Regions from separate parts of the Homo sapiens genome. Here region 2 is linked to region 1. A link is an interaction called in ENCODE POLR2A ChIA-PET data of the cell type or tissue named here. Cell type or tissue: OCI-LY7. All regions are shown on one strand. Each heading gives the region's core, and the rest is flanking DNA. Links, peaks and the distances in the headings are about the cores only.

Region 1 (5,382 bases), core at 267-5,266:
AACCCAAACGACACCACTGTACTCCAGTGAGACCTGATCTCAGGCAAAAAAAAAAAAAAAAAAATTCTGTCCCCCTCCCCTATTCCCCAGAAATCAGTACTATGTTATTCCCTACAAATACTTTATAATTACACAGTGTCATTATAGACTAAAGAAGTACATAGACCCAATCCTTTGTTTTAGGCTGATGGATCTCAAAGTGACTGCCTAAATTCAGGGCAAAGATTGCTATGAAGTACTTGGCTAAAAATGAATTTTCACTTGGAAACAATTTGGGCCTATGGCTGTTAAGATGGAGGTGCTGCTGGTTTAGGTGAGAAAATGTGAGGGGCAGTACATGTCTCTGACGTGGTCTCATTTCAAGGTACTTAGGATGACACTTTCAGTTGGAATCATTTTTAATATTTAAATACAAAAAGTGAGCACTGACTTCTCTTTTTTTAAACACACACACAGGTCTAACAGCCAAAATGTGCAGAGGAAATGAGCTCCTGCTGTCTTCCATAGTCCCCATTCTGTGGCTGAAGCTGCAGCCTGCCTCCCTCCTCTCATACATAGGGATTCATAGTGGCCACTTTACACTACAGGTGTAATGCATTTTGTCTGTTTCACATTGTGTGCATGTCCTGCCCCAACAACTCCATTCTTTAAAAAAAAAAAAAAAAAACAGTCGTTAATGGTCAGGGGCACATCCCTCCCACTGGCATCGGTTCCTACCCCACAAGGGGAAAGTGAGATCTTCCAGTTAGGAGCAATTTGGTGAAAGGAGTCGGGTGACCAGAGCTGGAATAACCATCTGCATGGCTGCACTCTGGTATCAGAGTGGAGACAGAAGTAAGGATAGTGTGGAGGGCACAGTTGCAAGTTGAGTCTTTCCATGAGACAATGTGGGGATAATTCTCCCCACCAGGTTTAGATAGATCAATGTGCCAAAGTTAAAAAAAAAAAAAAATCCAAATTATCAGCAGTTCAAACACTTGAATTTCAAACTTATCCCACTGAGACAGCTCAAACAGCAATAACAATCTAGATCTTTCCAGGAAGTGAGGGTAGAGCCCCTGGCATTCCTCCTGAGAGCCCTGTGTTAGGTCCTAGAAGTATCTGGAAAAGAAAAGGAGGGGTGTAAGGCATCATACAGGCCTAGAGAGCTTATTCTCACCATACCTGATGGGGCCAACGTCTACAAAAATAATACTGAAAGCACAGTCAGACAACTAAAAGAGCATGGGCCCGATCCCAATCCCCACCCACACATTAACTGTTGGTCAACTCAGGTGCTACAACAGGAGCCCTCAACCCCTGGGCTGTGGACTGGCACTGGCCCATGGCCTGTTAGGAGCTGAGCCACACAGCAGTAGATCAGCAGCAGGCAAGTGAGAGAAGCTTCATCTGTGTTTACTGCTGTTCACCATCGCTCACATTACTGCCTGAGCTCCACCTCCTGTCAGATCAGCAGCAGTGTTAGATTCTCATAGGAACACAAACCCTTGTGAACAGTGCATGCGAGGGATCTAGGTTGCAAGCTCCTTATGAAAATCTAATGCCTGATGATCTGTCACTGTCTCCCATCACCCCCAGACAGGACTGTCTAGTTGCAGGAAAACAAGCTCAGGGCTCCCACTCATTCTACGTTATAGAATTATTTCATTATATATTACAATGTAATAATAGAAATTCAGTGCACAATAAATGTAATGCACTTGAATCATCCAGAACCCCCCCCCCGACCCCCGGCCACCCCCAACCCACCATCCATGTAAAAACTGTGTTCCATGAAACCAGTCCCTGGTGCCAAAAAGGTTGGGGACCAATGTGTTAGTGAAATAACTTGCGTCTCCACCACTGGCAAAAAGCCCAAGGTCTGGGCTCACCTGCCGCTGCTGCAGTTGCTGCTGTTGCTCCATTTGCAACTTCTCCGTCTCAAAGACAACGGGAAGAACCAGGATCATAAAGGAAGTGGTCCCAATCCACAAGGCTGCCCTGGAAAACCTGCAGAGGAAAATCCCCAGAGGGTGAGCATGAAGACATGCAAACAAAACAGGCAAGAACTACCCAGTAACCAAACCTCTCACATTACATACTCCAATGTTTTTGATAAACGTATTCTACCCGCTCCTTACACCATACTCCTACCAGAGACAGGAGGAGCAGCTATGGTAGCTGTATCATCTAGTGATGGCGGTTTAACATTCTCCTGAGTTCTTACAAAGCTCCTTATTCATTAATTATCTCCAACAATCTGAAATAACCCCCACAACTCCCCTGCCAGGTAAGAATCCCCATTTTACAGAAGAGGAAACTAAGAAAGGATAGGGTACAAGCCCAAGGTCACCCAACACGGGTCTGCTGCTTCCAAACCCCGTGTTCTTTCACAGCACCACGACCATCCCATGCACGTACCCAGTGCCTTTGCCCTCGTTCCTTACCTGTACATTTTCTGAGCCACAAAGAGGGAAAGATCAAAAGTGGCTCCGGCCGCGGACCGGACCCTCTCCGGAAACATCTCCGTCAGGCCCCATAGTCTCTCCGACAGGGTCTCATCTAGCTGTGGTGGAGTAGACGCGGGTCTTAGCCGAAAAAGCGACATCCATTCCTGGCCCCGCTGCGGCACTGGGAGCCGCCGAGCCCCACTGGAGCTAGGGCACCCAGGGCCCAGCAGGGCCCCTAACCCCGCCTCCCAAAGCAGCCGCTTCGCTCCGATCCCGTACCACGCGGATCCCACACCCACGAGCGGGCCCGCTTCCCGCTCTGCACCCCGCGAGGCCCTAGTACCTCCTCATCGTCGTCCTCCTCCAGCTCCTCCTCAGGCTTCTCCGCGTCGCCTTTCGGGAGCAATTCGTCCGGGGACTGGGGTTCCCCTGCACCGGCAGCAGCGACGGCGGCAGCCATGACTGTAGGGGACACCGGAAGCGGAAAGGAGGTGAGCGCAGCCGAACGGCGGACAGAGCTGCTTTTCCGGGAGCCGAGGCGCGAGCCGGGCGAGAGCGGCGCCCTCTAGCCCCGGGTCCTCCAGTGCCCGCAGCGGGTCCGGCAGCCCTGGCCTTATCCGGGCGTCGGGGCTTCGGCGGGCATTAGCAGCAGCTGAGAGGCCTGTGAGAGGTTCTGGGGCGCCACCGCAGTCATTCTGTTCAGCGGGTATAGGGTGAGCTCAGAAACTTGCTTGTTTTTCTTTTTTTCAAATGCGTTGTTTTAATTCCAGGTAATAGAGTTCAGGGGAGAACAAAGATCAAAGGGCTGACTCTGGCAAGATTCTGGGGGCTTGTTTTACTTTAAGTTCACAGCTAAGGTAGGAGTGGCTGAGTGAAAACAACTCAAGAGATGATGAGCCACTGTATTTTTTTTTTTAACAAAAGTTTATTCTTAAATTTACAACAGGCTCCAAGACAACACTTTATTCGAGCATAGGTGGCCAAAGATGTGGCCGGGAATAGAGATGTTTAAAGACGAATGGAGTCAGGCCCACCATCACCGCAGGCCCAAGGGACAGTGGAACAGGTCGCTTTTTGTAAGATTTTAGCTTTTTGTTGTTGTTGTTGTTGTTGGTTTTGTTTTGAGACGGAGTCTCGCTCTGTCGCCCAGACTGGATGGAGTGCAGTGGTGTGATCCCGGCTCACTGCAAGCTCCGCCTCCCAGGTTCAAGCGATTCTCCTGCCTCAGCATGCACCACCAACCACGCCCCGCTAATTTTTTGTATTTTTAGTAGAGACGGGGTTTCACCATTTGGCTAGGCTGGTTTTGAACTCCTGACCTCAAGTGATCTGCCCGCCTCGGCCTCCCAAAGTGCTGGCATTACAGGCATCAGCCACCGCACCTGGCCTATATATAGTTATATATTATATATAATATATATTTTATGTGTGTGTATATATATACGTATATATGTATATATATGTATATATGTGTATATATGTATATATGTGTATATAGGTATGTGTATATATGTATATATATACATACGTATACATATATACGTATTATGTATATATACATACACACATATACACACACACACACACACACACATACATATATATATAAAGACAGGGTTTCACTGTGTTGCCTAGGCTGGTCTTGAACTCCGAGACTCAAGCAATCCGACTGCCTCAGCCTCCCCAAGTCCTAGGATTACAGGCCTATGCCACTGCGCCCCACCTTGCCGGATTTCTTAATTCGGCCTGTGACCAGGGCCAAAGATTTATCTTCCTTGTCCATCTCCTTGGCCTGCTTCTTGGGCTGTTTTAGAGAGACACTGATCCAGTTTCGTTTTCCTGAGCCATGTTTTACTTGGTAGGAATAAATTAGTGTCTTGCAGGTCTTTTGGGAAAACATCAGGTAAATCTTCCCTATGTACCAAACAAAGGTAAGAGTTAACACCTAAATACCAGGTGCTCTGGTGCCTGTGGGTGTGGGTGGGTGCGGTGTGTCCTCCTTTAATCTTCACAGCAGCTCACTGGGGTAGGCACTGTTATCCCCATTTTAGAAATGAGGAAACTGAGGCATAGTACATAGATTTCTAGTAAGTAGGTGAGCTGGTCAGAAAGTATGCAGATATAAATTTTTGTTTGAGTTTGTGTGTTTGTTTTTGAGATGGAGTCTTGCTCTGTCGCCCAGGCTGGAGTGCAGTGGCATGATCTCAGCTCACTGCAACCTCCTGGGCTCAAGCGATTCTCCCGCCTCAGCCTCCCAAGTAGCTGGGACTACAGGTGTGTGCCACCATGCCTGGCTAACTTTTTGTATTTTTAGTAGAGATGGGATTTCACCATGTCGGCCAGGCTGGTCTAAAACTCGTGACCTCAGGTGATCCACCCGCCTTGGCTTCCCAAAGTGCTGGGATTACAGGTATGAGCCACTGCTCCCAGCCTCTATCAGATGCTTTCATAATAGTACAGTAAATGGAAATGTCCTTGTCCCACACCCTCCCCAGCATTAGGTGTTATCCATCTTTTTACTTTTTGCCTATATGATGGATGTAAGTGCTTCTTTTTAAAATGTGCCCCATGTTATTAAACAGGGTAATTTGATAAACACCTTTAGCCAACTGAACCTGGAATCAGAGACTCCCAGGATGGGAGAGTCCAAATCCTTCTGTGATGCATGAGGATGCAGTAATGAGCATTTGTCCTGTGTCTCACACTCCTTCCGATACAGTCCCCAGGCCTCCCTTTCATCTTTGGACAGGGCATCTCTATCAGACACTTTTTTGTGTTTGTTTGTTTGTTTTTTGTGATGGAGGCTGGAGTGCAGTGGCGCAATCTCGGCTCACTGCAACCTCTGCCTCCCGAGTTCAAGTGATTCTCCTGCCTCAGTCTCCTGAGTAGCTGGGATTACAGGCATGGCCCCGGCTATTTTTAATAGAGATGGGGTTTCGCCATGTTGTCCAGG
Region 2 (5,382 bases), core at 103-5,102, 190 kb after region 1:
CTACCATGTTCCCATGTCCTGTTAGATGCTTTAGGGTAATGGTTTTTCAAATTTCTGGGAGAGGTAGACTATTGTAGCAGCTTTTGTTTGTTTGTTTTTGGAAACGGAGTCTCAACGTTGTCACCCAGGCTGAAGTGCAGTGGCGCGATCTCAGCTCACTACCTCCTCTGCCTCCTGGGTTCATGCGATTCTGCTTCACCCTCCCGAGTAGCTGGAATTACAAGGGCCCACCACCACTCTGGCTAATTTTTGTATTTTTAGTAGAGACAGGGTTCACCATGTTGACCAGGCTGGTCTGGAACTCCTGGCCTCCACTGGCCTCAGCCTCCCAAAGTGATGGGATTACAGGCGTGAGCCACCTAGCCTGGCCCTTAGAAGCTAACAGTGAGTTGGTCGGAGATCTAGTAGATAAAGAAAAAGCACTTTGGAGAGATGAAGCTGGGTAAATCTTATCTTCAGTGAGCTTAAAAGTTTTTTTAAAAACTCTTGGTTTGTGTCTTTAAACACAATAAAATACGCAAAATAAAATTCTCTTACAGAATATGTAATGGATGTGTTGATGGATCAGCACTTTACAGAACCAACTCCAATTCAGTGCCAGGGATTTCCGTTGGCTCTTAGTGGCCGGGATATGGTGGGCATTGCTCAGACTGGCTCTGGGAAGACGTTGGCGGTATGTATGAGCAAGAGAAGATCCTTGATATTGTGGTAACTTATTTTGCTATTCTAGTTGTCATACGTTCTCAGTTCTTCGTAGAAGTGCCATTCAGATAGTTAGATACTATTTTAGTTATTAAATATATGGAAGCATTTTATGTTCAAATTTGTATTGCTTCCTGTATATAGCAGTGGTAAGTTCTGTTTTTCACTTTCCTATTTATGCATTAATTCAGTAATTACTAAGTATCTAAGTAAGATTGTACTTCTAAGCGTAAGGTTGTCATTCTTTCCCCCCTCCACAGTATCTCCTGCCTGCAATTGTTCATATTAACCACCAGCCATACTTGGAAAGGGGAGATGGCCCAATCGTAAGTGTGTTTCAGTTTCTTTGTAATTCTAAGAAAAACTACAATTTAGCGACTATTTAGGCTTGGTGCTTTACATTATCCATTTGTACTCTTAACCACACCCTCCATAGGTGGAAATGGTTTCATTCTCATCTTACTTGGAATTAAATGACTTACCCAAGATCACTCAGCAATTGAATAGCTGAGCTTACATTTGAACCAAAGTCTTACTCTTAAAGAAACCATGCATGCTGTATGGGCATTTACTGTGCAGTAAATCAAGTGTTTTCTGGTTTTGGTGTGGTTTTTTTTGTTTTTTTGTTTTGATTTTTTGTGTTTTTTTGAGATGGAGGTTCGCTCCGTGTTGGTCAGGCTGGTCTCAAACTCCTGACCTGAGGTGATCAGCCCACCTTGCCCTCCCAAATTGCTGGGATTACAGGCATGAGCCACTGCGTCCAGCCTTCTTTCTTTTTTTTTTTTTTTTTTGGAGATATATTCTCACTCTTGTTGCCCAGGCTGGAGTGCAGTAGCGAGATCTCAGCTCACTGCAACCTCCGCCTGCCAGGTTCAAGCCATTCTCCTGCCTCAGCCTCCCGAGTAGCTGGGATTAAAGGCGTGCACCACCACTCCCAGCTAATGTTTGTATTTTTAGTAGAGACAGGTTTGCACCATGTTGGCCAGGCTGGTCTGGAACTCCTGACCTCAGGTGATCTGCCTGCCTCGGCCTCCCCAAGGTGCTGGGATTACAGGTGTGAGCCACCGCGCCTGGCATTGAATGTGTACTTTTTTTTTTTTTTTTTTTTTTTTTGAGATGGAGTTTCGCTCTTGGTTGCCCACGCTGGAGTACATTGGCACAATCTCGGCTCATTGCAACCTCCACCTCCTGGCTTCAAGCGATTCTCCTGTCTCGGCTTCCCAAGCAGCTGGGATTACAGGCATGCGCCGCCACACCCAGCTAATTTTTGTATTTTTAGTAGAGACGGGGTTTCACCATGTTGGCCAGACTGGTCTCGAACTCCTGACCTCAGGTGATCTGCCTCGGCCTCCCAAAATAATGGGATTACAGGTGTGAGCCACCACGCCCGGCCTACTTAACTTTTTTAAGAAATAAGCTTGCATTTGTCCTATATATTTATGAACATGTACAATATGTCTCAAGATATTCACAAAAAGAAATAATGCAGTACTTATAATACATAGTATATGTCTGACAGCATTATTATTAGTTGATATCTAATGGATCAGTATATAAAGCAAGTTTCATAATTTAATTTGAATGGTATATGATACCTTGATTTTTGTATTATTTGGCCAGATTGTACACAGTCTTGTCAGATTACATGTAAATTTTCATTGTTTTTGCCTTATCTACCTGGTGATGTGCTTAAATTAGAGGTCAGGAATGTGTCATTCTGCCAGTTTAAGTCAGGATGACCATCCAAAATTCCAAATTTTAGGCCAGGCATGGTGGCTCACACCTGTAATCCCAGCACTTTGGGAGGCCAAAGTGGGCAGATCACATGAAGTCAGGAGTTCGAGACTAGCCTGGCCAACATGGGGAAACCCCCATCTCTACAAAAATACAATAATTAGCTGGGCATGGTGGTGCCTGCCTCTAGTCCCAGCTACTCAGGAGGCTGAGGCGCAGGAGAATCATTTGAACCCAGGAAGCAGAGGTTACAGTGAGCCTTCATTGCACCACTGCACTCCAGCCTGGGCGATAGAGTGAGACTTTGTCTCAGAAAACAAAACAAATCCAAATTTTGAGGACCAATATGATCCTCAAAGTAAATGCTTGCTGGAGCATTTTGGTTTTGGGGGTTTAGGATGCTCAACCTGTAAATGAGAGTTGTATACTTAAAACCAGGTAATACAATCTATATCTCCACTTAAACAGTATATATAAACTATAATGATTGATAATGTGTCATAGTAAAAGTGACGAGGATACCAGTATCATTCCAAATGCTAAACATGAAGTTCTAATAATTTTTTTCTATATTCCATTGTGCTAATATTCCCCACTTCTGATCTTCACCCCATCACTTTTAATGTGCTAGATTAGACAGCAAAGAATTAAATTAGCTTTTTGTATTTTGTTTCTTCTTTTTTTTTTTTTTTTTTTTAAACCTTGGATGAGGTCTCAAGTGTCTTTTTGTTGGTTTCAGTGTCTAGTTCTGGCTCCTACCAGAGAGCTTGCCCAGCAAGTACAGCAGGTGGCCGATGACTATGGCAAATGTTCTAGATTGAAGAGTACTTGTATTTATGGAGGTGCTCCTAAAGGTCCCCAGATTCGAGACTTGGAAAGAGGTAATAATATATAGTGTAAAAGAATTGTTAGTTTATCTTACTTTACCAATTCCTGTGGAGGAAATTGGAGAAAAAAAGTGGGTTCTTGTGATAAACTCAGAATTTCAGCAGCTTAGAAATTCTCAGATGTGACTAAAACAGCTATTTTGAGAGAGAAGGTTCAGCATGGCTGGAAACTTTGTGAGGATTTGGTGATTGTACATAAGTCCTGACATGGTTTTGCGGTTACTTTGTTAAAATTTAGCTTCTCTGGGCCAGTGCGGTGGCTCATGCCTGTAATCCCAGCACTTTGGGAGGCCGAGGTGGGCGGATCACGAGGTCCAGAGATTGGGACCATCCTGGCTAACATGGTGAAACCCCGTCTCTACTAAAAATACGAAAAATTAGCCAGGCGTGGTGGCAGGTGCCTGCAGTCCCAGCTACTGGGGAGGCTGAGGCAGGAGAATGGCGTGAACCTGGGAGTCGGAGCTTGCAGTGAGCCGAGATCGTGCCACTGCATTCCAGTCTGGGTGACAGAGCAAGACTCCATCTCAAAAAAAAAAAAAAAAATAGCTTCTCTGCAGCATTGAGTACAGCCACCAGGGCTGCTGCTGCTGCATTTTTGTAGAGTCGGGGTCTTGCTATGTTGACCAGGCTGGTTGTGAACTGGCCTCAAGCGATCTTCCCGCCTCCTCTTCCCAAAGTGCTAGAACACAGCTGTGAGCCACTGCACCTAGTCGATTGGCTCGATCATTGGTTTTGTTTTACAGGTGTTGAGATCTGCATAGCCACTCCTGGACGTCTGATAGATTTCCTGGAGTCAGGAAAGACAAATCTTCGCCGATGTACTTACCTTGTATTGGACGAAGCTGACAGAATGCTTGATATGGGGTTTGAACCCCAGATCCGTAAAATTGTTGACCAAATCAGGGTGTGTAAAGCTAATAATAAGCAGTCTTTATGCCATTTGTCCAAGTTCCTTAGCCTGAAAGAAAGCCTTTCCTTTTTTGATAGCCTGATAGGCAGACACTGATGTGGAGTGCAACCTGGCCAAAAGAAGTAAGACAGCTTGCAGAGGATTTCCTTCGTGATTACACCCAGATCAACGTAGGCAATCTGGAGTTGAGTGCCAACCACAACATCCTCCAGATAGTGGATGTCTGCATGGAAAGTGAAAAAGACCACAAGTATGAAAGATATTTTACTCTGATTTGATAATGCTGATAAACCTTTTCTAATAACCCTCCAAAATTAGTACTGTAGAAACCAGTATATTTTGAGGCCTGAGAACATTAAAAGCATTGCTAGGTTTCTGATAATCCATCATCATATCATTTGTCAGAGCATTATGGTTAAATGCAAGGATTCTGAATTCTTGAGTTTGAAATTTAGCTCTGCTGATTACAAGCTGTATAATTTTGCACAATTTTGTGTCTTGGTGCTGCAGTTTCTTCATCTGTGAAATGGGAGTAATACCACTTACATGAGACTTGCTGTGAGGATGGTATGAGTTAGTATTTCTTGAGCACATAGCAGAACCTGACTCAGTACTCTAATAGTTATTAAAAATTTTAAAAGCGTAATGTGCAAAGAAAGTACTGTAGCCTTGGGAGTTGATATTGCAGACATAATCGTCCACATAATAACTTTCTGTGTGATGACTGCATTGTTGGTCATGTTTTCAGGTTGATCCAACTAATGGAAGAAATAATGGCTGAAAAGGAAAACAAAACAATAATATTTGTGGAGACAAAGAGACGCTGTGATGATCTGACTCGAAGGATGCGCAGAGATGGGTGAGTATAGCACCAAGGCAATTAACCTCTGGTTTTATAGTTAACTGGAAATTTCTAAATTGGTATTCCAAATGTTGTGTAATATTTCAATAATGCCTATCCATGCAGTTTGCTCTTTTAATGAGCACAGTCATCTATTCATGAAGCCTGACAAACCTTACAAAAATTGCATGATAGCATTTGGCTTTAAAGTTCGATTTTCTCCACTTTAAAAGATTTTTAAAATATTGGTCACTTTTCTTCTGATAGTTGGCCAGCTATGTGTATCCATGGAGACAAGAGTCAACCAG

What was found. Peaks named below come from ENCODE experiments on the same cell type or tissue, not always from the same donor. Only the 100,000 strongest peaks of a DNase experiment are listed, where the experiment ranks them.
Region 2: POLR2A ChIA-PET joins it to region 1 with 25 read pairs; 7 of 35 experiments call an interaction of 5 or more read pairs at or near these places.

What each region holds. Positions count from the first base shown.
Region 1 is chr22:38,679,486-38,684,867 of GRCh38, reverse strand. TOMM22 (translocase of outer mitochondrial membrane 22) reads right to left here and starts at 2,911. Exons shown (of 4, transcript NM_020243.5): 1 at 2,773-2,911; 2 at 2,427-2,545; 3 at 1,872-1,989; 4 at 1-1,101. The coding sequence starts at 2,889. The coding sequence ends at 1,027. TOMM22-DT (TOMM22 divergent transcript) reads left to right here and starts at 3,012. Exons shown (of 2, transcript XR_007068097.1): 1 at 3,012-3,142. RefSeq lists silencers at 2,568-2,617, 3,008-3,077 and enhancers at 2,808-2,877, 1,924-3,123. In OCI-LY7, for the core only: CTCF peaks have their summits at 2,809 and 3,020; a DNase peak (open chromatin) is centred at 2,947; H3K4me3 peaks cover 1,899 bases; H3K27ac peaks cover 756 bases.
Region 2 is chr22:38,493,731-38,499,112 of GRCh38, reverse strand. It overlaps DDX17 (DEAD-box helicase 17), which reads left to right. Exons shown (of 13, transcript NM_006386.5): 4 at 540-673; 5 at 963-1,028; 6 at 3,176-3,317; 7 at 4,067-4,227; 8 at 4,311-4,483; 9 at 4,982-5,092; 10 at 5,342-5,382. Among named protein-coding and RNA genes, the nearest start is that of DDX17, 9.9 kb to the left of the region's middle. In OCI-LY7, for the core only: no CTCF peak of the experiment used is centred there; no DNase peak of the experiment used is centred there.